Regions from separate parts of the Homo sapiens genome. Here regions 2 and 3 are each linked to region 1. Evidence: chromatin loops called from intact Hi-C (ENCODE). Cell type or tissue: Caco-2. All regions are shown on one strand.

What was found. Peaks named below come from ENCODE experiments on the same cell type or tissue, not always from the same donor. Only the 100,000 strongest peaks of a DNase experiment are listed, where the experiment ranks them.
Region 2: a loop joins it to region 1, with 9 times the contacts of the local background. A loop is called at or near these places in 2 of 110 quality-filtered maps.
Region 3: it touches region 1 in a loop (3-fold over the local background); 4 of 110 quality-filtered maps call a loop at or near these places.

The regions. Positions count from the first base shown.
Region 1 is chr9:4,504,864-4,512,863 of GRCh38, forward strand. All of the region lies in intron 1 of SLC1A1 (solute carrier family 1 member 1), which reads left to right. Among named protein-coding and RNA genes, the nearest start is that of SLC1A1, 18 kb to the left of the region's middle. RefSeq lists an enhancer at 1,892-1,951. In Caco-2, no CTCF peak of the experiment used is centred here; DNase peaks (open chromatin) are centred at 3,178, 3,518 and 5,878.
Region 2 is chr9:4,415,966-4,423,965 of GRCh38, forward strand. It overlaps a transcript of GLIS3 not described here. Among named protein-coding and RNA genes, the nearest start is that of SLC1A1, 71 kb to the right of the region's middle. In Caco-2, no CTCF peak of the experiment used is centred here; a DNase peak (open chromatin) is centred at 3,536.
Region 3 is chr9:4,383,102-4,391,101 of GRCh38, forward strand. It overlaps a transcript of GLIS3 not described here and the pseudogene RNU6-694P. Among named protein-coding and RNA genes, the nearest start is that of GLIS3, 87 kb to the left of the region's middle. In Caco-2, no CTCF peak of the experiment used is centred here; no DNase peak of the experiment used is centred here.

The DNA of each region.
Region 1 (8,000 bases):
CTTGAAGAAGAAACTTGTCTGTTTCAGTGTCTTTTTGTAGCAAGATTGACCAAAACAAGTGGTAAATAAGTCTGTAATATTTAACTGTCATGAAATACCTTTGCTAATAAGGAAATGGCCTCGGTTTGGATTAGGTGGAGTTTCGTGTGTGCGATGTGGGGGTGTATGTGTACATATATTTCTTTTTTTTTTTTTTTTTTTGAGATACAGCCTCACTATGTCGCCCAGGCTGGAGTGCAGCGGCATGATCTTGGCTCACTGCAACCTCCGCCTCCCAGGTTCAAGCGATTCTCCTGCCTCAGCCTCCCAAGTAGCTGGGATTACAGATGTGCAACACCATGCCTAGCTAATTTTTTTGTATTTTTAATAAAGATGGGGTTTCACCATGTTGGCCAGGCTGGTCTTGAACTTCTGACCTCAGGTGATCCACCTGCCTTGGCCTCCCAAAGAGCTGGGATTACAGGGGTGAGCCACCGCACCCGGCCCATATTTCCTTTTTTTATACTGGATAGCAATATAGGGTCTTGTCTTTCACCTTTTAAGTTCACAGAACAGTTTGTCCTGACCACACATAAGTTACCAGTATAATGTTTTATGAAGGTTTAGAAATGAGCTCCCAGAAAAATAATATTTTAATATCTACAAATAAATAATCTGAGGATGTTTCTCAATTCAGCATCAATGCTGGGTTGTGCCTTGTGGATTTCCATTGGCTCTACGTGCAAAAGATTAAGTTAGTTAGAATGAGGAAGACATTTTTAATTACTGTGAAATTCTTTGTTGTTGTTGTTGTTGTTTTTCTTTTTGTTTTGGGAAGGTGTCTCACACTGTTACCCAGGCTGGAGGGCAGTGGCATGATCTTGGCTCACTTCAACCTTCACCTCCTGGGTTCAAGCAATTCTGCTGCCTCAGCCTCCCGAGTAGCTGGGATTATAGGCATGTGCCACCACGCCCAGCTAATTTTTGTACTTTTAGTTTTTGGGATGGAGAGTCTCTGTCACCCAGAATGGAGTGCAGTGGCACCAACTCAGCTCACTGCAACCTCCGCCTTCCGAGTTCAAGCGATTCTCCTGCCTCAGCTTCCCAAGTAGCTGGGATTACAGGTGCCCACCACCACGCCTGGCTAATTTTTGTATGTTTTTAGTAGAGAGGGGGTTTCACCATGTTGGCCAGGCTGGTCTTGAACTCCTGACCTCAAGTGATCCACTCACCTCTGCCTCCCAAATTGCTGGGATTACAGGCTCCTGCCGTCTGACTTAATTTTTGTACTTTTAGTAGAGACGGGGTTTCGCCATGTTAGCCAGGCTGGTCTAGAACTCATGACCTTAAGTGATCCACCTGCCTCAGCCTCCCAAAGTGCTGGGATTACAGGCATGAGCCATCATGCCCGGCCAAATTACTATGAAATTCTATCCTGCCAGTGCTTTAGAATAACTTGCATTTTAAAGTACATTTGCACATTTTACATATAATGCTATATGGTTGTGTTTGGGCTTTGTGTACAGATGACTTTTGTTATTAAGTGGAAAAGGCCTGAAATATGCTGTTCTATGTTAAGTAAATTGATATAACCTAAGAAAAGATCTTGTTGCCAATTCAGAAACCATAACCTTAAATAGCATGCCTGGGTCTCCTCTGTATCTGGTTTAACATCTGCATTGAATATTGGTATTTTCCAATAATCTCCAACTAGCTTATTTATTTTGAAAAAAAAAAATAGAAATCTACGTCTACTTTTGCTTAAGTGGAAATACTTGAGTAATGCTTGGTTGCTTTTTTAACCTCAAGTCAGTAACTGTGAAAGACTGGACTTACTGCACCTAAGATCTAGAACCCTGAAGTTATCTAATTGGTGCTCATCACTGAGCTTGTGTAGGCTTCCTGAAGCCTATTCAGGGCCCTGTGTACTAGGGAAAAGGGTTGGCAGATCACAGTGTGTGGAGTATGCAGCCAGTAATTCTTTCTTAGATTCTCTCTCCCCTCTTAGAACCTCCCCTCATTTCCCAGGGAACATCTGTTTTCCATGAGGGCAGTACTAAGGGGGCTGAAGATTCCCACAGACATATAATAAAAGGTTCCAAGAGTAGGCTGGCGGCAGTGGCTCACGCCTGTAATCCCAGCACTTCGGGAGGCCGAGGTGTGTGAATCACTAGGTCAGGAAATGGAGACCATCCTGGATAACATGGTGAAACCCCCTCTCTATTAAAAATACAAAAAAAAATTAGCTGAGCGTGGTGGTGGGCACCTGTAGTCCCAGCCACTTGGGAGGTTGAGGCAGGAGAATGGCGTGAACCCGGGAGGTGGACCTTGCAAGTGAGCCAAAGTGGCGCCACTGCACTCCAGCCTGGGTGACACAGCAAGACTCTGTCTCAAAAAAGAAAAAAAAAAATAGATTCCAAGAGTAAACAAAATCCTCAAGTGTTACTGTGCAAAGATTATACTCACCATGTTTGATTTTTTTGGTCTCTGGTGGTCATCCCAGATGCATTCACAGTCATTTCTGGACCTTTAATGTAATCCACTGTTGTTATTAAATGAGCTGATCCACATGGAGTTACTTTTTGAAATCATGAAGTTCCTTATGAATGTTTGTTATTGTGTCTTAAATTCTTTAAATTCTTAAAATATGTCTTAACTCACTTAAAGATAAAAGTAAATGTTTCTGTGGTCCTTCTGGGAGTGGGGAAAGTTACAACTCCACAAATGTTAAGAGAGAAGGGTGAACAGTTAGCAGTCAGGCAGCATGGTTGGGAGTCATGAGGAAGAGCATTCAAGATGACACAAGTTTTGTAAGCAGACCTAAGGAACGGGCTGAAGAATGTTGTGGAGACCCAGGTACTTCGACTTAGCATTCTGAGTTCAGAGTTCGCCCAGGAGTTCCAGGCTTGTGGCAGGTTTAGAAAATCCAGGATGATCGGCCACCTTCTTTCTCCCAGAGGTCGATCTGATCTTAAGTTGTACCTGACTAAAACCTGCTGCAGGAGAGATGGTCAGATTTTATTTACACACAGGGAGATGGCTTCCTAAGATTGTGTAGTGAACCAAGAAGGTGTTTACAGGCATGTGAAACTGGCTATTGTAAAGAGGCAGTGATCTGGGACACGTGATGTTAGTTAAAGTGGAGGAAAAGGTGTACCCTTCAAGCAGAGGATTCCAGGGCCTCTCCAAACCGTACAAGTCTGAGCCAAGGGACAGAAATTCCATCAGTGGCTTGGAAGCCAAATATTTGCCCTGATACTGAGGAAGGGAAAGAGTGGAACGTGACCGTGGGATAGATAAAGGGTCTTCACAGGAATGCAAACAAGATGATAGGTAGAATCACCCATGAGATTAGCAAACAAATCACTTTAAGAGGAAAAAAGTAGAATAAAGAGAGTCAACCACAGGTAGAAAATGCAAGACTTTGGAATCCACAAGTCATAGATATGTATCTCGGGAAATAATCCAAGCACACATGCATGGTACTGATACACCTGTGGGAGAGTGAGAGTCTGGTTGTCCCGAGACTGATAGATTCACCCACCTGCTGGGCTCTAAGCCAGTTGGATATTTGCTCGAGAGACTAGATTCCTGTGGGCTGGTCCTAACTTTCCCAACTAAGCTCACCCTCACTTGAGCCCAAAGGACTCCTAAGACTCCATCCCCAGGAGGCATCCCCAGGTGAGGAGCTGGGCACTTGAATTGTCATGTGTACAGCACCATAGCCATTGTAAAAGGAGAACATCTCACAAGTCAGGAGTTACTGGAGAGACTGTTTATGACACACTTCTGGGTTCGATGGCCCTGAGACAATAAATTCATCCACATTCCTGTGGCCCAGTTTTCATGCTTTGCTCATGACATCCTCCCTCAGTGATTTTCTCCTGCCTTTCATAATCAGGTTTGATGAGCAAAGGTTAGAAAGTGCAGTGGCTTCCTGGGCATGTGCATTAAATAGCAATTAAAATGCAGTCCTGGTTCGGCTCAATGCAGCAGGTGTCAATCAAACACCTACAGTGTGTCAAGCTTGATGCCGGGGCGGTGGGGTACAGGAATGAGCAGACAAATGCTTCTGCCTTGGGAGCTTGAGATGAAAGGGAAGGAGAGCACGAATTAGACCTGTTTGAGGGGGTAATAGAAATTCAGATAAAACTGAGTAGGGTCCAGAGGAGAGATTCTTTCCACCTGAGAAGACAGCCTAGGAAAGGCTTTCTGGAGGAGGTGGCTTTTTAACTAGGCTTTAAGGGGTGGGTAGGAGTTTATTAGGCAGAGATAGTGGCAAAGGGCTTTCAAGGGAGGGCGATCTGTGTGAACAAGAGTGTGAAAGCAAAAAAGCATGTAAACAAAAAAGCATGGAGCATCTTTAAGAAATAGCAAGGAGTTTGCTGTGACTGGATCTGCTGGGATTGGGGGGTGAGAAGGACATGCAGGCCTGTATTGGTTAGGGACCTGGCAGGAAGCAGACTCAAAAGAGTTTCACTGAGCAGAATTGAATCAAGGGACTATTTATAGAGTTCAGCAGGGTAAAAGGAATCAGCAAGGGATGGTGAGGCACCCAGGGATGAATAACTGGGAAGCTATTAGCTCATCTAGGCCTGAACAGACAAGAGAGGGTGATGGGGTTTCCACAGTACAGTGAGGGCTGAGTTGTGGCAGGGAACCAAAAGGCAGGGCCTATGTGGCTGCAGAAGAACAGGGGAAGGGAGGGCGGGAGAAAATAAAAAAAAAAACCCAACCTCTGTCTCTTTCTACCATTAAGATCTACAGCTACTGCCTCTCATTTGCTAAACCCAGCCAAAACCAGAGGCAAGGAACCCTGGATCAGCCCTCCCAGTGCACAGAGCAGGACAAAGAAAGACAGAGGGTGAATCGGAGGGCAAATGGAGAGTGACTAGCACAGAGCCATATGGCATGAGGTGCCATGCTGAAAGGTTTTCTCGGGACATCAAGAAGTGTTGAAAAGATACAAAGTCTAGGAATGATGGCAGGGAAATTATTATTTATTTACTGAGATGGAATCTTGCTCTGTCCCCCAGGCTGGAGTGCAGTGGTATGATCTCAGCTCACTGCAACCTCTGCCTCCCAGGTTCAAGCAATTCTCTTGCCTCGGCCTTCCAAGTAGCTGGGATTACAGGCATGTGCCACCATGCCTGGCTAATTTTTTCATTTTTAGTAGAAATGGGGTTTTGCTGTGTTGGCCAGGCTGGTTTCAAACTCCTGACCTCAAGTGATCCGCCCACCTTGGCCTCCCAAAGTGCTGGGATTACAGGCATGAGCCACTACGCCCAGTCTATTTTGATAACATCTGGTGATACTGGTGGCTGTTGCTTAAGGGCATTATGGGAAATGAGAGGTAAGAATGGCTTCCACAGCCTCTAGCTATATACCAGCAGGACCATCTCCTGCTGTTCACACAAGCCTAGCCCTAGGCCTCTACATCTAGAAAGCATTGCCCGTGCATCTACCAGCCTTTCTTCCATGCAAGGAGGGCAAATGTGGCTGGCGGAGAAGGCACCTAGAATACCAGTGGCAGCTTCTCTGTCTCCCCACTATAATTTAGGACTCTTCTAATTGTAAGCAACAGAAAATCCAGTTCAAACAGGCTTAATCCAGAAAGGTGTAAGGAGGCGGGGGTGACATATAAAATTTATGGCTCAGATACCATAAGAGTCTAGAAACAGTACCTGGCTTCCAGTACAGGGGTTTAATATCATCTGGACCTGTTGTCTCCTTACATACAGTCTCTTTACACCTGTGTCATTTTCACTCCCAAGCAAGACTCTTCCCTGGTGTTGATACAGCTGCCAGCACAGGTCAAGGTTTCTTTTTCCCAGTTCCACACCCAGCAGGAGAGATAAAGTTTCTGATCCCTATTAGTTCAAACAAGACTCCATGGCCTTAGCCTTAGGCTAACTCAGCCCTGAGTCAGAGCTCCATTCCTCAATATAGTCTTGGGACCAAAGGAACATGGTGATCTGATTGGCTAGACCAGGGTCCCTCCCTCATCCTACCATGTTCCCCCAAGCTTCTGGACTACTTAGGGCTTCAGCTCCACCGTAAACAAATTGAGAGTTAGAAGGTATGCTGTTCACTGCAGGGACAAGGGATACTGTCCCTTAGCAAGAGCAACAGACCTGCCTTTTATCTGTTATGTTCTTGAGCTATTTCCTGAAAGCAATCAATACAACACTCATAAGTTAAATTTTATTGAATTCATAGTTACAAAAGCCAGGAAGTCGTTTAGTTATTAACCACATGGTTTGAAATTGATGGAATTGAGACAGAAATCACTTTAAAAACTGAGAGAGGGTGTCATAGTCTGTTCTGGCTGCTGTAACAACATCCCACAGACTACGTAGCTTATAAACAACAGACATTTATTTCTTATAGTTCTGGAGGCCAGGATGTCCAAGATCAAGGTGCCATTAGATTCCGTGTCTGCTGAGGGCCCACCTCCTGGCTCATGAATGATGCCTTCTAGCTGTTTCCTCACACAGTGGAAGTGGCAAGGCAGCTCTCTGGGACTCTTTCAAAAAGGCACTAATCCCATTCAGGAGGGCTCTCCCCTCACGACCTAATCACCTCTCAAGGGCCCCACCTTCTAACACCATCACATTGATGATTAGGTTTCAAAATATGAATTTGAAGGAGGACATACACATTCATACCATAGCAGAGGAGAAGAAAAATTAAGCATGTTTTGCCTTAAACTCTTAAGAATTCTACACACACACACACACACACACACACACACACACTACACTACACTACAGCTTATATTTAATGCTGAAAGTCTGAATGCTTTCCCCCTAAGAGCAGGAATAAGGCAAAGGTGTCCATTCTCACCATTTCTTTTGAATATCTCACTGGAAACCTGGGCCAGTGCAACAGGGCAAGAAAAAGAAATAAAAGGCATTTTGAAAAGAAAGAAACAAAACTGTCCCTATTCACAGATGGCATGATTTTCTACACAGGAAATCCCAAGAAATTACAAAATAAATTTTAAGACTAATAAGTGATTTTAGCAGGGCTGCAAGATACAAGGTTAACACACAAAAATCACTTGTTATTTCTATATGTTAACAATGTACAACTGAAAATGGAAATTTAAATACATTGTGTGACATAGCTCCAAAAGGTAAGGATTAGGTATGTAACAAAATATATATAGGATCTATACTCTGACAATTATAAAACACTGATGAAAGAAATCAATGAATGCCAAAGTAAATGGAGAGACATAAGTTGTTCATGGATTGGATGACTCAACATAGTAATGATGTCAGTTCTCCCATAATTGATGTATAGATTTAATGCAATTCTGATCTAAATCCCAGCAGGGATTTTTGTAGATATACCAGACAAGCTGATTCTAAAATTCATATGGAGGCAGGGTGCGGTGGCTCACACCTGTAATCCCAGCACTTTGGGAGGCTGAGGTGGGCAGATTGCTTGAGCTCAGGAATTGAACACCATCTTGGGCAACGTGGCAAAACTCTACAAAAAAATACAAAACTTAGCCAGGCATGGTGGCATGCGCCTGTAGTCCCAGCTACTTGGTAGGCTGAGGTGGGAGGATTGCTTGAGCCCGGGAGATTGAAGCTGCAGCGAGCCATGATCACGCCACTGCACTCAAGCCTGGGTGACAGAGTGAGATCCTGTCTCCAAAAAAAACAAACAACAAATAAAACTCATATGGAAAGATAAAGGCATTAGAAGAGCTAAAATAATTATGAAAAAGAAGAAAGTTGGAGGAATCATCCTATCTTATTTCAATATGGTTTTCAAGATATCAAGTGTAATATTGGTGAAAAGGTAGACATGGCAAAAACTGCAATTACTTTTGCACCAACCTAATAGATGAATGAAGCAGAACAGAGATTCCAGAAATAGACCCATAGAAATATGCCCAGTTGGTCTTTTTTATTTTTTTTTAAATTGAGACAGGGTCTCACTCTGTCTCCCAGGTTGGAGTGCAGCAGCATGATTGTAGCTCATTGCAGCCTTGAACTCCTGGGCTC
Region 2 (8,000 bases), 89 kb before region 1:
TTTTAAAAAATACAAATATATTATATACATTGTTTATATATGTAAATATATAGATGTATATATTTATATCTTATATAAGCCGACCTCACTTTGCAGAGCACAGGATCTAATGACTGCACTAACTAAAACCATGCAAAGTGGCCAGGTGCAGTGGCTCATGCCTATAATCCCAGCACTTTGGGAGATCAAGGCAAGAGGATCGCTTGAGCCCAGGAGGTTGAGGCAGCAGTGAGCTGAGATTGAGCCACTGTACTCTGGCCTGAGTGAGAGAGTGAGACACTGTTTTTAAAAAAAAAAAAAAAAAAAAAAAAAAAGCATGCAAATTGATCTTAATATTCAATGGAAAAAATTACAACTGTTCCATCACCTTTACAATTTTTTGTCAAAATTTTAAAACCTCTCTTACTGTTGGTTATAAATGTAAGGGAAAACAAAATACAGTAATATTGCTATGTAGTACACTGTAATATAAAACGTTAGGAATATTGACAAGTATCTTGTTCTAAAAGGTTTATAAAGATTAAACATTGCTTGCCTTCTTTTTGTAATATAAATAATATGAACTATATTTTTTATGCCTTGCTAAATTGTCATATTTCTTTCTAAATTTGGATCAGCTTCCATTATTTTATTCTTTGTACTTTCAGTGTTACAAAGTGACTCCAAGACTTCCTTAAATATGAAGTATTTGGCTGTTTGGCTGGTGTCACTTCCTCTGGGACACCTTCCTCCTTTTCATCACAACCATTTTTCTTATTAAGGTTGACAGACTCGCCTCCACTAAGTTCCTCTGATTGCATATCTAGAGTCTCTCAAATGGCAGCATGGTCAACATTCCCATAGTCAGTTTTTTTTTTTTTTTTTTTTTTTTAGATGGAGTTTCACTCTTGTTGCCCAGGCTGGAGTGCAGTGGTGTGATCTTGGCTCACTGCAACCTCTGCCTCCCAGGTTCAAGCGATTCTCCTTCCTCAGCCTAGTGATTTCTTCTATAACCCCATTTACGCTGACTGTGAATTTATCTGCCAGTGTTATCTCTGTTCCGTTCTTTGTTGGGCTTAATTCCTTCTCTCAATTATGCATTTTTGTAAAACGTCACATGAGTTTAGAGTTTATCACTGGAGACAGGCTACACAATTATACACTTTTCCGTCTATTAGTAAACTGAATAACAAATAGTCGATGACCAATCAAGGGTAGACTTTGAAGGGTATCGATTATTTATATAGTGATTTGTGGACTGAAGAGCCAGTAGTTAAGTTTGTGATTTATCTAAATGACTCACGGTTAACATGCTGTGGTGACTGAATTTGAACTGTGTTGTTGGGGACTGATATTATTTAACTAAAACATGGTAACTGAATTTTGTTCGTATCAAACCATGAAAAGCAAGGACTGTCTCTGTTTGTATATATGTACATTTATACACTTTGAAGATAAATCAATCATATTTTGTATACCATGCTTCACTTTTTTCTACTTAATGTATCTTGGCAGTCTTTTCATATAGTCACGTACCATTATTTGGATGTACCAACACTGACATAACCATTTTCTTTTTGGTAGATATATAGTTTGTTCTTGCTGTTTTGTAATGTCAACCAATGTTGTAATGAACATTCCTATACATGCAATTTGGGGCCCTTGTGTAAATACATCTGTAGGGCGAATATCTTGTAGTGAAATTGCTAGGTCAAAAAAGTGTGCATTTTAAATATCAATAAATTTTGTTGTCCTCAAAAAGGTCATCTAATGTTACATTCTCACTTACATTATGTGAGAATTCCTGTTTCACCAACCAGGTATCATTGAACTTTGTAATCTTTGCCTATCTGATAACAAGCCCAGGACATTTTGCTTGTGACTTTAAAGTGAGTTTTAGGAGCTTCCCCCTTTTCTCCAAATCAAGTTTATTTTTTATTTTGTAATGTGGATTGGTATATCTGTCAATATAGGTTTAGGGGTTGGGGAACAATTGATATTTTCAATGTGACAACTCTTTTTGTGAGGAAACTTTGCACAATATCTAGCATTCCTGGCTCCTGTCCACTAAAACCCGCTAACACCTCCAGTCATTGTGATAATCAAAAAACATTCCACACATATCCATCTTAGGAATGCACTGCCTAATTGAGAAACACTGGGCTAGAGGTCTTAATCTTTTTACTGAGACTTAACAGTCACTCATGAGCCATCCTGAACAAATGTACTGGATATAGCCAGATGTCCTTTGAAGAAGCTATTCTGAAAGTTAAACTCTGCTAGAGATGGCTGAGGCAATTTTTAATTCCACAAATATGTATTGCAAAAAAAGAGACTGGGCTTTAACTATTGAGGTCATTGGCCTCAGGAGGGAAAGATAGACATGCAGATTGTAGCCTTATGCAAGTCACAACATTGCCCAAATGGGTAGGTTAAAATTCGGATGTTACAGGATTTGCTCTATCTGTAAAACCTCTGAACTAAGTATTGGAAATGACTTTGTAAGAATTTGCAAAGACTAGAACAGAAATAAAAGTGGTGTAAAAACATATTGGACCAGGCTGGCCAACATGGTGAAGCCCCGTGTCTACTAAAAATACAAAAATCAGCTGGGCGTAGTGGCAGGTGCCTGTAATCCCAGCTACTCAGGAGGCTGAGGCAGGAGAATCACTTGAACCTGGGAGGCAGAGGTTGCAGTGAGCCGAGATCACGCCACTGCACTCCAGCCTGGATGACAGAGCCAGAGTCCATCTCAAAAAACAAACAAAAAAAAACATATTGGAGAAAGATGTTGATTCCAGAATTGGAGGGAGGAAAAATCTTCATGAAAAACAGTAGTATTTGAGTTGGGTCTTTAAGAAAGAGTAAGATTTCAAGTGGTACAGATGAAGAGAAAAGTATTGTATGTAGGAGGAGCAATGTGAGCCAGGACAGGGGATGGGAACATTCAAACCTTCTTCAAGTTGCTGCCCTGCATGGTAGAAATGTAGACTGTGAAGTGCAATCAACTCAAGATAAGGCTAGAGATGGTGGTGGAAACCGAATTGCTGAATCTTTTGGAAATATGACACAGGCCTTGCAATCTGTCATTAAGCAATTAGATTAAAATCCAATAAATTACAAAATACACCATTGCTGAGAGCTGGAATTTTAAAATATCTCAGAATTAGTTCATGAGTTTTGCTTTCTGACGTCAAATATGAGAAATTTGTGCTCCCTTTCTCTCCCAAATGTTTAATCCTTCTGATTACATCAGGGAGAAAGACTCCACTAGGTGCTCATCTGGGTTGAACAGCTGCTAATCTCTTTTGAACAAAAAGCACGAGCCACAGTGTACCAGTTTGTTCTTGCATTGCTACAAAGAAATACCTGAGACTGGGTAACTTAAAAAGAAAAGAGGTTTAATTGGCTCACCGTTCTGCAGGCTGTACAGGAAGCATAATTCCGGCATCTGCTCAGTTTCTGGGGAGGCCTCAGGAAACCTACCACGAAGGCGGAAGGCAAAGTGGGAGGAGCAAGAGAGAGGGAAGGGAGGTGCTACATACTTTAAAACAACCAGCTCTGGCCAGGTGCGGTGGCTCATGCTTGTAATCCCAGCATTTGAGGAGGCCGAGGCGGGTGGATCACTTGAGGTCAGGAGTTCAAGCCAATATTGTGAAACCCCATCTCTACTAAAAATACAAAAATTAGCCGGGCGTGGTGGTCCACGCCTGTAGTCCCAGCTACTTGGGAGGCTGAGGCAGGAGAATCGCTTGAACCCAGGAGGCAGAAGTTGCAGTGAGCCGAGATCACGCCACTGCACTCCAGCCTGGGAGACAGAATGAGGCTCTGTCTCAAAAACAAACAAACAAACAAACAAAAACAAAAAACAACCAGATCTCATGAGAACTCACTCACTATCTCAATGACATTACCAAGGGAGAAATCTGCCCCCATGATCAAATCATCTCCCACCAGGCCTCACCTACCACATTGGGGATTATTATAATTGAACATGAGATTTGAGCAGGGACACAGAATTAAACCGTATTACCCAGGTTGAGCACCGTCTACAGGGATCTGAACAGAAATACACTGAGAGTAGTTATGGGGAATTTAGAGCAATGTCCTGAAGCCTGGCTGTTGAAGGCTATCAGCTGTGGTGCTCACTCCTGGAGAGGGGTCCAGGCATGTGTGGTTCAAAAAAACAAAATCACTCCCAGGTAATTCTAATGGGCAACCAAAATTGAAAACCACAGATTCTCAAAGAATCACTGAAGAGGGGGCCACATGGAGAGGAAGATGCAATTTGAGAATCAAGTCCACTGAGTGCCACATTTGCAGAATAGGCCAGGAGTTTTAAGGAGTTTAAAAAGAGGGGACATCATTTTCTTCCATCACTGAAGCCATATTCTATTACCTTGAGTATCTTATCTGAGACCATGTATATCCCACTAACCTAACGAGAAGAAGGATAATTAGATGATTATCTAGCTAGACAAGCATCTTGAACCTCAAACCATTACTCGTAAGGTGCTGTGATCCAAGGAAAGTATAATTAGTCACCACTTAGTATCACGTTAAGCAAGCCAATAAACTCGGGGGTAAGGCAGGTGGGGAATACCAGAGCATGTTTACCATTTGATCTGCTTGTTTTCTCTCCCTAATGTTTAATCCTTCTGATTACGTCAGGGAGAAAGACTCCACTAGGTGCTCATCTGGTTGAACAGCCGCTGATCTCTTTTGAACAAGAAGCATGGGGCCCCAGTGTACTAGTCCATTTTTGCATTGTTACAAAGAAATACCTGAGACTGGGTAAATTACAAAGAAAAGAGGTGATATTACATAGGTTGAGTATATAACATAGAAAGATGGATTGCACCTTGCAATTACAATAAAACTAGTCCATGTATAACATCTAGTTATAATAGCCACCTGAAATTGTTATATATTTTCCCCAAGCTATTTATATCTCCCCCATTAAGAAATAGAGCCTTCATTTTTGTAGCACTTGCATGAATATTTATTTATTCTGGTCTTAGAAAGCATTCCAAAATTTTAAAAAAGTGTCTGCTACCAAAGTTGCACGTTCGCTTCTGCACTGCTGACATATTAAGAATTTTTCTGAGGCATTGAATAGTGAATTTGACATCTTCACCAGCACTGAGTTTCCCTTTAATTACTGTCAGTGACTGCTGACTTGTAAAGCACTGTGAAAGCAATAATCTACATAGCAGTGGTCTTTCCAGTTGATATTCATGAAAGGCTGAAATAATCTCTGTCATATGACAGGACCAGCTTACTAGTGAGCCTGCTATCCCACAGGACTCTCTCGTCCCACAGGACAGGAAAGGGGGTCCATCCAAGACAATTCACCAAGGGCAGGTGGTGAAGGCAAGCCTGGTTCCAACTGAAAGATGCTGTCAAGCAAAAGACATTGGCTAATAAAAGCTGCTGATGCTGCTATGAAAAAGGAAACCAAAGACAGCCCAAAGAGAAAGCTGGCTGGTCTGATGGAAGTCCCAATGCACTGATCCATCATACCTGATCAATTACAGGTGGTGTTTGTCTCTCTCAGGTTTAGCGGCGTTTCATCATTCAAATACTTATTCAGTGTTAGTTGTGGGTGAGGCACTCAATGGATTTCACCAGAATAAAAAGGACCTCACCCAAGATACAGTTGTCACTGGAACCGGCAGGGGAAGAGGGTGCTCTCATTTATTACTGCATAGCTCACTGCCTTGTCTGCAGAATTCACTCATTCATTCAGCAAACTTGTTCTGAGAATAGTGTTAGACACAGAAAAGTCCCTTCCTTTCTTCCATTCACAAATATGTAAAGAGTACCAACTATGTCCTAGGTGCTAGTGTTAAAATAGTGAACCAAACATAAGTGATATATTCTACTGCGGGAATTCTTAACCTAGGATTCAGGGATGCCCCCTAGAATGCATGGATCAGCTTCAGGGAGTCATTAAACATGAGTAGGAAAACAATCAGATGTTTATTTTCAGTCATCTCTAACTGAAATTTAGCATTTTACTCAATTGTGAATGCAGGCAACAAACCACAGCAGTAAAAAAGGTCCTGTGCCTCTGTCACCAATAGAAACCACAGACATGTTCATATCAAGTTACAGTGTTTGCAGATTTCTCAAAAAGTCAATTGTGTCCATCACCGCTCAAGAATTATGGTAGGTTTAAATCTTCCACCAGATTTTGTGTTAATGAAAAAGCACATATGTAACCATATCATAAATTTGTATTTCAACACTTTGATGATTGTATTTCAGTATAATTGGTCTTCTTCATAATCCTATGTGTTTTATTTTATGCATTGTTCTGAGAAAGAGTCCATAGGCCTCATCAGATAACAAAGCAAACCTTGGCACAAAATGATTATGAATCCTTGTCCTAGTAAGACAGACAGGCCTTAAATAAATAATCTTACAAATACATACTTACAGACAGTGCTAAGATCTCTAAAGAAAAAGTCCATGTATGTGAGATGATAAAAAGAAGACATGGTTTCCCCAGGATTTGGGGTTAGTGGGCTACCCCCAGGAGTCTAGTGGGATCCACCTGGATTCTGTTTCCCCTGGAAAATATCACATTCTGCTGCAGTCAACCAGTCCATAAAAAATATCAGTTACATATCTCTCCTGTGCTAGGTCCTATATGAGCACTGGGGACACAACATCTCTGCCTGCCAGTCTACCGGGGGAAGTCAGAGCAAACCACACATGAGGAAATACAAATCTCAGATAAGCTCAGTTAGAGATCAGAGCCCTGAAGAAAGTGAAGCAGGTTAATGAGATAAAGTGTGAAAGTCAGGGAGTGCTGGGGGCGGGGCAGCCCAGGGAAGGTCTCTTGCAGAGGTGATATTTGCACTGAGACCTAGAGGAAGAGATTTGGGGGATACATTTAAGACACAAGGCAAAGACCCTGAGATAGAAAAAGTAAACCCTCAGTTCCTTTGAACCCCAGGACCCAGACTTCTTAAACAGTGGTCATTGTTGCCTTGCTATGCCCTGTTTTTGGAGAAAGAAGCACATCACAGGAGTCAAAAGAGAAAATTAGGTGTGTTCTAAGGGTCAGGTGGACAGAAGGGGTCAGAAGCAGCAGTGGGGACATGGATCGAGTGCCTGAGTATATGCCTCCATAGGTGGGGTCCCCTGAAAAAGGTCAGGGGACCCTCCCTACCTCTGGGCAACTCCGATCATTTCCCAGCCCAGTTCATCACCATCTGCCTTTTAAACAACAAGTGCCGATTATCAGAGAACCTCCTCAGGTCTGGAGAGGATCCACAAATATTTGTCATCTGACGTCACAGACCCCAAGACCCCTAATTTTCAGGGAGCTGAAGCTGAAACTAAACTCCACCACACGGAAGGGCGGCTATTTCCCTCTGAGTTGCATCTTAGTCTTAGCTCCCAAGGCCTCCTGGTGGGCACAAGAGTTCTACTCAACCCATCTTTTCCCAGCTGGATCCAGAGAAAGCTACTCATTCCCCCAACTTCCCACACCCCTCCCCCAGACCTTTAGAAAAACCACTCTCTTTCCCAATGAAAAATGACACCAAAGCTCCTATCTGGCAGCAGCCTACAGGACATCACTTATACCTTATTAAAACCCACAAAAACCCTCTCTAGCAGCTATTAAACAAGCTCGTATAAGGGATTTATTTTTGAAAAACCAATAATTTCTAGAGGATATCACAAGGTCACAGAACGTTCAGCCCAATGCCCTATAATAAATATTGGCTAAGTTATTGCACAAATGCCATAAGGGGTACATGGAATCATTTTTATTAAAAATGAGCCAACTGCTTCTATCAGGCTATCTTTCCTGGTATTTCTAGACCTTCGGCTACCTTATTCTTGTTCATAACATTCACACAAACACATACTTATAATGTCAGAAGAAAATCAGTGAATATTTTGCATCTCTTATAAAACATTGCTAAACTTTAATCTGTAGTGAGGTGGGAAATGTGAGCTGATGACCAAACAATGACCCTAATCCACCACAAAATAGTGCAAAC
Region 3 (8,000 bases), 120 kb before region 1:
GACCTGAGGCTGCCAGACTTAATGTGAGAAAGCAAGAACTGAAACGAGTAGAAGTAGGCCTCCCACTGGCCCAAGGCCTAAGATTTCATTGCACTTGCTTCTTGGCATTAACATTCTGTAGAACAAGTTTCAGAAAAAAACGCTTAACGAATTTGCAAGCACAACCAAACTCCAACCAGATTGCATTTTTTATTCACCTTTTACAATCTCATTCATTTTCCATAACATTTGGAACTGCTGTTTGAAAGTTTAATTTTCCTTTTTATCTACTATTTTCTTATTATTGACTTAAATTATTCTTGATTCATGGATAAGCAAACTAATGTGGGTCTACCCTGAGTCATTTATTATGTATCAAAGATAACATAGAACTCTTCACTTCTGGCAGAAGCTGTTTAGTAATTACTTCTAATTACTAACAAATTAAGAACAGCATGTGCTCCAAAAGCAGTTTCTATACAAGCTCAAACCTGGCTATATTTCAACACTTCTAAATTCTAATTCTCTGGATGCAGAAAAAAATCTATTAAGATGGTTAAAAGGAAATAAAATCTAGATGTATAAGTCCAAAAGAAGTCTCCAAAAGTCCCCTATAACCTTTCTTAGGTAATATGACTTGATCATCTCCATTTGAACATTTACTTCCAGAAAAGTAGATTTTTGGGATAATCAGCCTCTTTGTGTTGATTGACCACAAACTTCTATGTTCAGAAGTTTACATTTTAATTAAGAGGGAGGTATTGAATGGTAACTGGATCTCCAGTAGTTGAAATGGGCTTCTCCTTGTCTAGAATAAAGGCCTTTGTTAGCTAGGTGGTCCTAGAGAGAGCACGAACCCCTCAATTCCTCTCCTTCAAGACTTACAGCCTTAAATATCCATGGAACTACCCCCACTTCTCAGGGAGTTTGTGTGCCATTGGCTGCCAATCAGTCATGTCATTTATAGGGCAGATGAGAGTAGTCTCTTTTATTTCCCACTTGGTACTGAAGAAGTTGTGGCCTTTGGGGGTTAACCAGTTACTGCCCAGCACACTGTACACAGATCGTGCCAATGAGGTGTACACGTTTTCCTCCTGCTCACTTTGTGGAGCACACTGGTGGTGAACACAGGGTGCTGGACCTTATAAGGGGTTTCCATCATGGAGGAATCTTTTGAAACAACAGCAGTGCTGCCAGAGGTGGGAAAACGGAACTACTTTTTAGATAATACTGTTCAGTTAGCCAGGACTCACCTTCACTGGAAAAAAAAAAACTTTTTAGAAATTCCAAATGAAGATAAAAATTTATTTTCTAAGTTGTCAATATCAGCTTTGTGTTCTTTAACAAGGACTATTACTCATGGTTGATTGTTTGCCAATGGCATTGAAATTGTTTCTTTTTCTCTTTCTTTCTCTCTCTTTCCCTCCCTTCCTTCCTTCTTTTCTTCCTTACTTCTTTCCTTTATATAATATATATAAAACCTCTTTCCTTTATATATAATATATATGTATATATATTTATGACTCTCTAATTTCTTCCCTGGACAGCAAGATGCCACCCACTGCCTTATCCCTAACCTAAATCATGGTCTCCCAGCTTACTGCTTATTCAAGGGCTAGGTAATAAATTCCATTTCCTTTTTAAAAATTTCCTTCACCAGCTGGTTAATATCCAGAGTCACGTGTCTTCCTCTTCCTACGCTCCCATGTCTCCCACTCCCACCCACTCAACCTCCAGCCCCGTGTACACATCCAAAACATATCAGATAGAAGACTTTCCTTTCCTTGAGATCCAAACTGGGAACCTGGAGCCAGACACTGTTGCACAACATTGGGTCCTAACTGTCATTGTAACGATTTTCAACTCACCTGTCAGCATTCAGCTATACAAGCTTCATAATGTTGCCCAACAGAGGCGCAGAAACCAAGGGCAGATGCCTCAGCCTTTTAGAAGTTGCTTGTAAAACAATAGTGGAGCAATATATTTTGAAGTGTGTTTTGAATTTCTTAAAAAAGGAAAAATCTAACACTCCTCAGAACAGTTTACTGTACACAGTGAACTCTTAGCACCTAGGATCTCATGGGTTGCAGTGTGCCTGCAGGACTGTTTCTGCATTCCCTTCGATTTCCCACATTCCGTTTCTTCGTGGATTCCCTCTGCAGCTAAAAATTTCAAGGATTTTCCCAACCCCAAAGATAGAAGTTGATACCTAAAATCCAAAAGCTGCATTTTCCAAGCAATATAGATGTTAGACTCCATGAACCTCAGACTTAGCCTGGGCTTCTAGAAAATACAGTTCTTGGCCAGGCACAGTGGCTCACGCCTATAATCCCAACACTGTGGGAGCCTGAGGCCGGTGGATCACCTGAGGTCAGGAGTCCGAGACCAGCTTGGCCAACATGGCATAACCCTGTCTCTACTAAAAAATACAAAACTTAGCCAGGTGTAGTGATGGGCACCTGTAATCCCAGCTACTCGGGAGGCCGAGGCCGGAGAAATGCTTGAACCTAGGAGGCAGAGGTTTCAGTGAGCTGAGATCACGCTATTGCACTCCAGCCTGGGTGACAACAGTGAAACTCCATCTCAAAAAAAAAAAAAAAAAGAAAAAAGAAAGAAAGAAACAAAGAAAGGAGAGAGAGAGAGAAAGAAAGAAAGAAAAAGAAAGAAAGAAAGAAAGAAAGAAAGAAAGAAAGAAAGAAAGAAAGAAAGAAAGAAAGAAAGAAAGAAAGAAAAGAAAGAAAGAGAAAAGAAAGAAAAAATGCCGTTCTTTTTCCTGGTGCACAAGGCTCACCCCAACCCTGAGCCAATCCCGAAAGAGATTCTAATCTCCTGTACCACTTACCATCTGTACCAATCATGCAACACTTAGCAGAGAATGCTTCAGGACACAAAGAAATATATTGAGATCCCTATTCCCATCTATTTATGGCATCTTTGCTGCCTCATCACTCATGGCCAACCAGTGACAAACTACCTCTGGGGTGAGAATTTATCCCTTCTGCAAATGCTTTATTTGGATTATTCCCTTTATTGTAACAGCACATGTCCACAGTAGAAATCAAGGGAGAAAAACAAGAGAGAGAGAATAAAAACAGAATCTCCTCTAATCACCCTAATCACCCTACTCAGAAGGAGCTTTGGTTACTAAGCTATATTACAGTTATCTCATTATAATAATAAAAATTGTGTCTATACATGTGTATTATAGGGCTGCAATGAACATTTTCATAGCCAAATCTTTTGTGTGTAGCCAGGAATATTTTTATTTTTGTTTTTATTTTTATTAGTTTTTCTTCATTTTCTTTTCTTTTTAAAAAAAATTATGATTTTTTTAAATGAAACACTTCACAAATTTGCATGTTATCCTTGTGCAAGGAGCATGTTAATCTTCTCTGTATCATTCCAATTTTAGTATATGTGTTAACGGTGGAAGGTGTACAGATTCTTGGCGTGTTGAACAAAGAATTGGACAACACACACAAAGAAGGGTTTTAATGAAAATGAAAGTACTCCATGGTGTGGGAGCAGGCCTGAGCTTGGGAGCTAAAAGGTCCCGTTACAGAATTTTTGGGAGTTGAAATACCCCCTAGAGGATTCCACTGATTACTTGGGGTATGCCCTATGTAAATGGAAAGGATGACATAAAGTTACAAAGTCATTTACTTGGCTCTATTCCCAATGGAGAGGATATTCCTGTCATAGCTAAAGTGTGAATTGGCCTTATGTTCCCTGCCTCCAGACCCTATTTTCCTGCTTCATCTCCCCACTGAGAGATGTGATCCCCATACATTTTATGAGAGTCAGAGGGACCGATGGTCTTTTTTCTGTAACTGCTTCATGCTGGCTTGGGGCATAGTCCCTGTTGAGGATCACAGAACTCTCACCCTACTCTGTCTATTGGTGGCAGGGTAGCTCCTTAAATGGCCAGGGGTGGTGTCTTCACCTGGAACTTTTGTTGCATGATCATCTGAAGCTTGATGGTCTCTAGGCAACAGGAAATGAATTTGGTTAAAAGATTTAATGGCAACTTCAGGGAGCGGATACCTACGCTGTCAGAAATGTTTGTTATAGAGATGTGCAGCAGGAAAAAAACAAAACCTGGACTGTTCTAGAATCTCTGTGCTTCCTTAAAGTCTTAGCATGAGCAATTCTATTTTGGTTTGGTTTGTTGGGGCCTAGTGTATGAGCTCAATCCAAAACAATGGCCTCCCAGAATTTTTTTTTTAATTCCCCCTTTTTTTGGTCAGGTTCTTACTTACATGAGAGTGTGACCAAAACTTACGGCCTTAGTGCCACTCTCAGTTACCATCATTTTGGGTTTCCGATTTCAGCATGTCATTCATAGGTTACGGTGTCCTCACGGTTGCACATTTCTTTCAGCTCTTGTCGTTCAAATTGGAGACAGACTATATGACATTCTAGAGATGGCTGCATGCAAGCATTTAAAATTTTTGAGAGAATACAGTGCAGCAGGGAGACTATTACTATGACTATTGGGAGGATAATACCAAGAGTTTGGAATATGCTCCTTATCCAGGGTCCCCATAAACCAAATCTCCTAAAATTAAATAGATCAAAGAATGAGCTAGGTAGTTCACTCATTTGACTAAGCAATTTCTTCATCAATCCCCTACCACTGAATTTCTATAATCTTCATTTGATGTATTTCCCCATAGGCCAAAATTGCCAGCAGCTGTACAGGTACTTTTCTGTTTAGCTAATTCTATTATTTAACATAACTTTCACAAGAGAATTTAAAAGTCTGTTGTGTAACTGTAGCCTTTACAGCAGAATTTGTTATAGAACCTTTCATGAGGGATACATTTCTAATCATTGCTTCTTTTATTTTAAACTGTGGAAAAACGACCTAACAAATGATGCCCTTTTAGAAGAGTGAAGGCCTTCTGGCAATGTTCTCTTTAACCCATGATGTGGGTTAAAAGGAGCGAACCAATGTTTTGTTTTTGACTGATTATGAGGCAACACATGTACCATTAAAGTTTCTTACCTGCATTCAGCCTTTGTCTTTTATCTATCAAAGTATAAGGTTATCCATGCGTAAGACTGGCTACAAACCCCTTCACAAATAAAAGTATACCCATAAGTGCACATAACAGACCCCTTTTCCACTTCTATGTTCATAGAGGAATAAGCAAGCAAAAAATATTAAAAGATAAGAGTTTCATGATAATAGAAGTAAGTCTTAATCTGTGAACTCGGGAAAAGCTGTTCACATCAAGGATGCCATCCTCTTCTTGGGAGAAATTTCCATGGTTAGCTTTACCTCCAGGGTTTATCTTAAGAGTAGAGAGGCAGGGCCAGGTGTGGTGGCTCACGCCTGTAATCCCAGCACTTTGGGAGGCTGAGGTGGGCAGATCACGAGGTCAGGAGTTCGAGAGCATCCTGACCAATTGGTGAAACCCTGTCTCTACTAAAAATACAAAAATTAGCCAGGCGTGGTGGCGTGTGCCTGTAATCCCAGCTACGCAGGAGGCTGAGGCAGGAGAATGGCTTGAATCTGGGAGGCGGAGGTTGCAGTGAGCCGAGATGGCGCCACTGCACTCCAGCTTGGGTGACAGAGCGAGACTCCATCTCAAAAACAATAAAAAAAATAAAAATAAAGTGGACAAAAAATAAAAGTCTCCAGAATTCATAGTACAATATAAAATCATCTAACATATATGTAATTGAAGTCCCAGAAGAAAGAGAGTAAGAATAAAGCAGGAAAAGTATTTGAATTAATAATAGCCAAAAACATTCCAAATGACATTAGATAGCTTTGGGGTTGTAAGCTGCTCCTGGAACAGAAGAGATGCTCCAGATCACACATTTGGAAAAGCTAAGCTCTTAGATTTTTCAAGAAGTCAGAAAGTGAAGAAAAGGGGATAGGGTAGGGGTACCAACAATTGCTGATTTTAAGGGGATTCTATATACAAAATCAAAGCAAGAGCACTTAAGCCGACTGAGGTGCCACAGCCTCCGTAAGCCTGAATTGGATGAATGACCCAGCAGCTACTGAGTACCTACTCTGAGCTGCATGTTTGATGTGCATTAACTGACTGAATCATTAGGAAAACCCTGTGACATAGGTATTAGAGGCTAAGAGCAATTCAGTAACTTGTCCAAAGTTGCACATCTGACAAAGGATAGAGATGAGATTCAACCTCAGGGCTAATTTCGAAATCAATTCTCCTAACAGCTCTGCTACCCTGCCTTCATCTAGGTTGCTAATTCATGAATATCTCTTCCCCTTCAAGGAAGTACTGGATTTCCCTCCTATACAATGTAGGGCGTGACATGACTTACAGCCCAGAACTCGTAGGTTGTGAGGGAAGGGGATTCATTTTGCCTGGATATCGCACAGTGCATAGAGCCACGTGGGACTTCCAAAGGCTGCTGGAACTAAAAAGCCCTTGTTGGTGAAATATGGTCCTGTAGAGTCTGCATTTCCAAAGGTTCTTGGATCTTGAACTAACTAAAAATTTAGAGTTCAATAGAAGAATCTAAATCAAAATAACCAGCTAAATATACTTCTTAGTCCTGGACACTGGAAGTATGCTAACTTCTGCCCAAGACAATCACATCACGTCAAGCCAGAAAGCCATATTACAAAAACACCTGCATTTGAGGAAAGACACACAGACGGCACCGCATACAGACATACAGGTGCCCAAGTGCAGTGAATAAGCAGATGTCCAAGAGGGAGTGAACAGTTCAGATCAATTCAACAATAATTTGTTGAACATTTGCTATATTTCAGGCACTCTTCTATTGGTTTATCCTGCCAGGCAGCAGTGCTCGACATCAAGAATCTGTGGCAGATACGTAAGAAGCAACACAGTGTGATAAGTAAAATGAGTGACACATATAGAACGTTCTAAGACAGTGGAGAAGGGAATTATTCACTCATTCTTTCTTTCATTCCATCAACACTTCCTGAACAAATACTATGTGCTGCAATGGGCTAAAACCCAGACTAATAAAAAATTTCTGGCAGAGGAGAAAAGAGAGACATTTGAGGTAGAGGGAACCACGGACATGTATAGATGCCTGAAAGATCATGACATGTTTGAAGATCTCTGAAACATTCCAAATTGTGGAGAATAAAGTTGGAGGGGGAAAGCAGCAGCCGCAGCTGAAGTATGCAATCACTTCTATGTATTGAGAGCAATCATTCATAATATGCATAGGGTGCAATACTTTGCACTATGTGCAGGAAAGAGCATAAGTAGACTTTGTGGCAGTCTAAACCCAGATATTGTTTTTATATATTACGTACTTGATAAAAGTCTTTTTTTTTTTTTAAACAGGGTCTTGCTCAGCCTCCCAAGCTGTAGTGCATTGGAGCATTCATATCTCATTGTACCCGCAAACTTCTAAGCTCAAGTGATACTCTTGCCTCTGCCTCCTGGATAGCTGAGACTATGGGCACACACCATCATGCCCAGTGGTACTTGATAAACTTCATAAACTGCAAGTAGGGTTTATACGCTTATACCCATGGGAGTGCCCAGTCTCTCTGGCCTCATACAGATATCTGTGGTGACCCTCTGAAGAGGGTGAAAAGTCAAGGGAGTTAGGAAATCACCTTTCTCTCAGGCTAGAAGATCCAGAGTTGGTGGTGGCTCTTCCCCACCCAGTAGTCCACTGTGGGACAGGACAGATACTCATCCTATACAATGGGGCTACCTCTCCTTATCCTAACTTTCTACCTTCCTTGGACTCCGCTGGGACAGGGTTTAGATCACTGTCTTTCTGAAAGATTCATGTATGACCCAAAGCAGTAGAGAGCTGGAGGCAGAAACAGGAATCGTACCTTTTTAAAAAAGTTAATGCCCTTTCTTATGTCTCAGAAGGGAAACAAGTTCTCCACATTGGGGCCTTTGAGAAAGTATCTCCACAAAGGCTTGCTTCCTGCCTATTTCTCTGTCTACTCATCCTCCTGTCTTCTCCTCTGTTTGGATGTCATTCCTCTCCATCTCACTCTCCCTTTCTATCTCTGCCCACCATCGCTGCCAGGA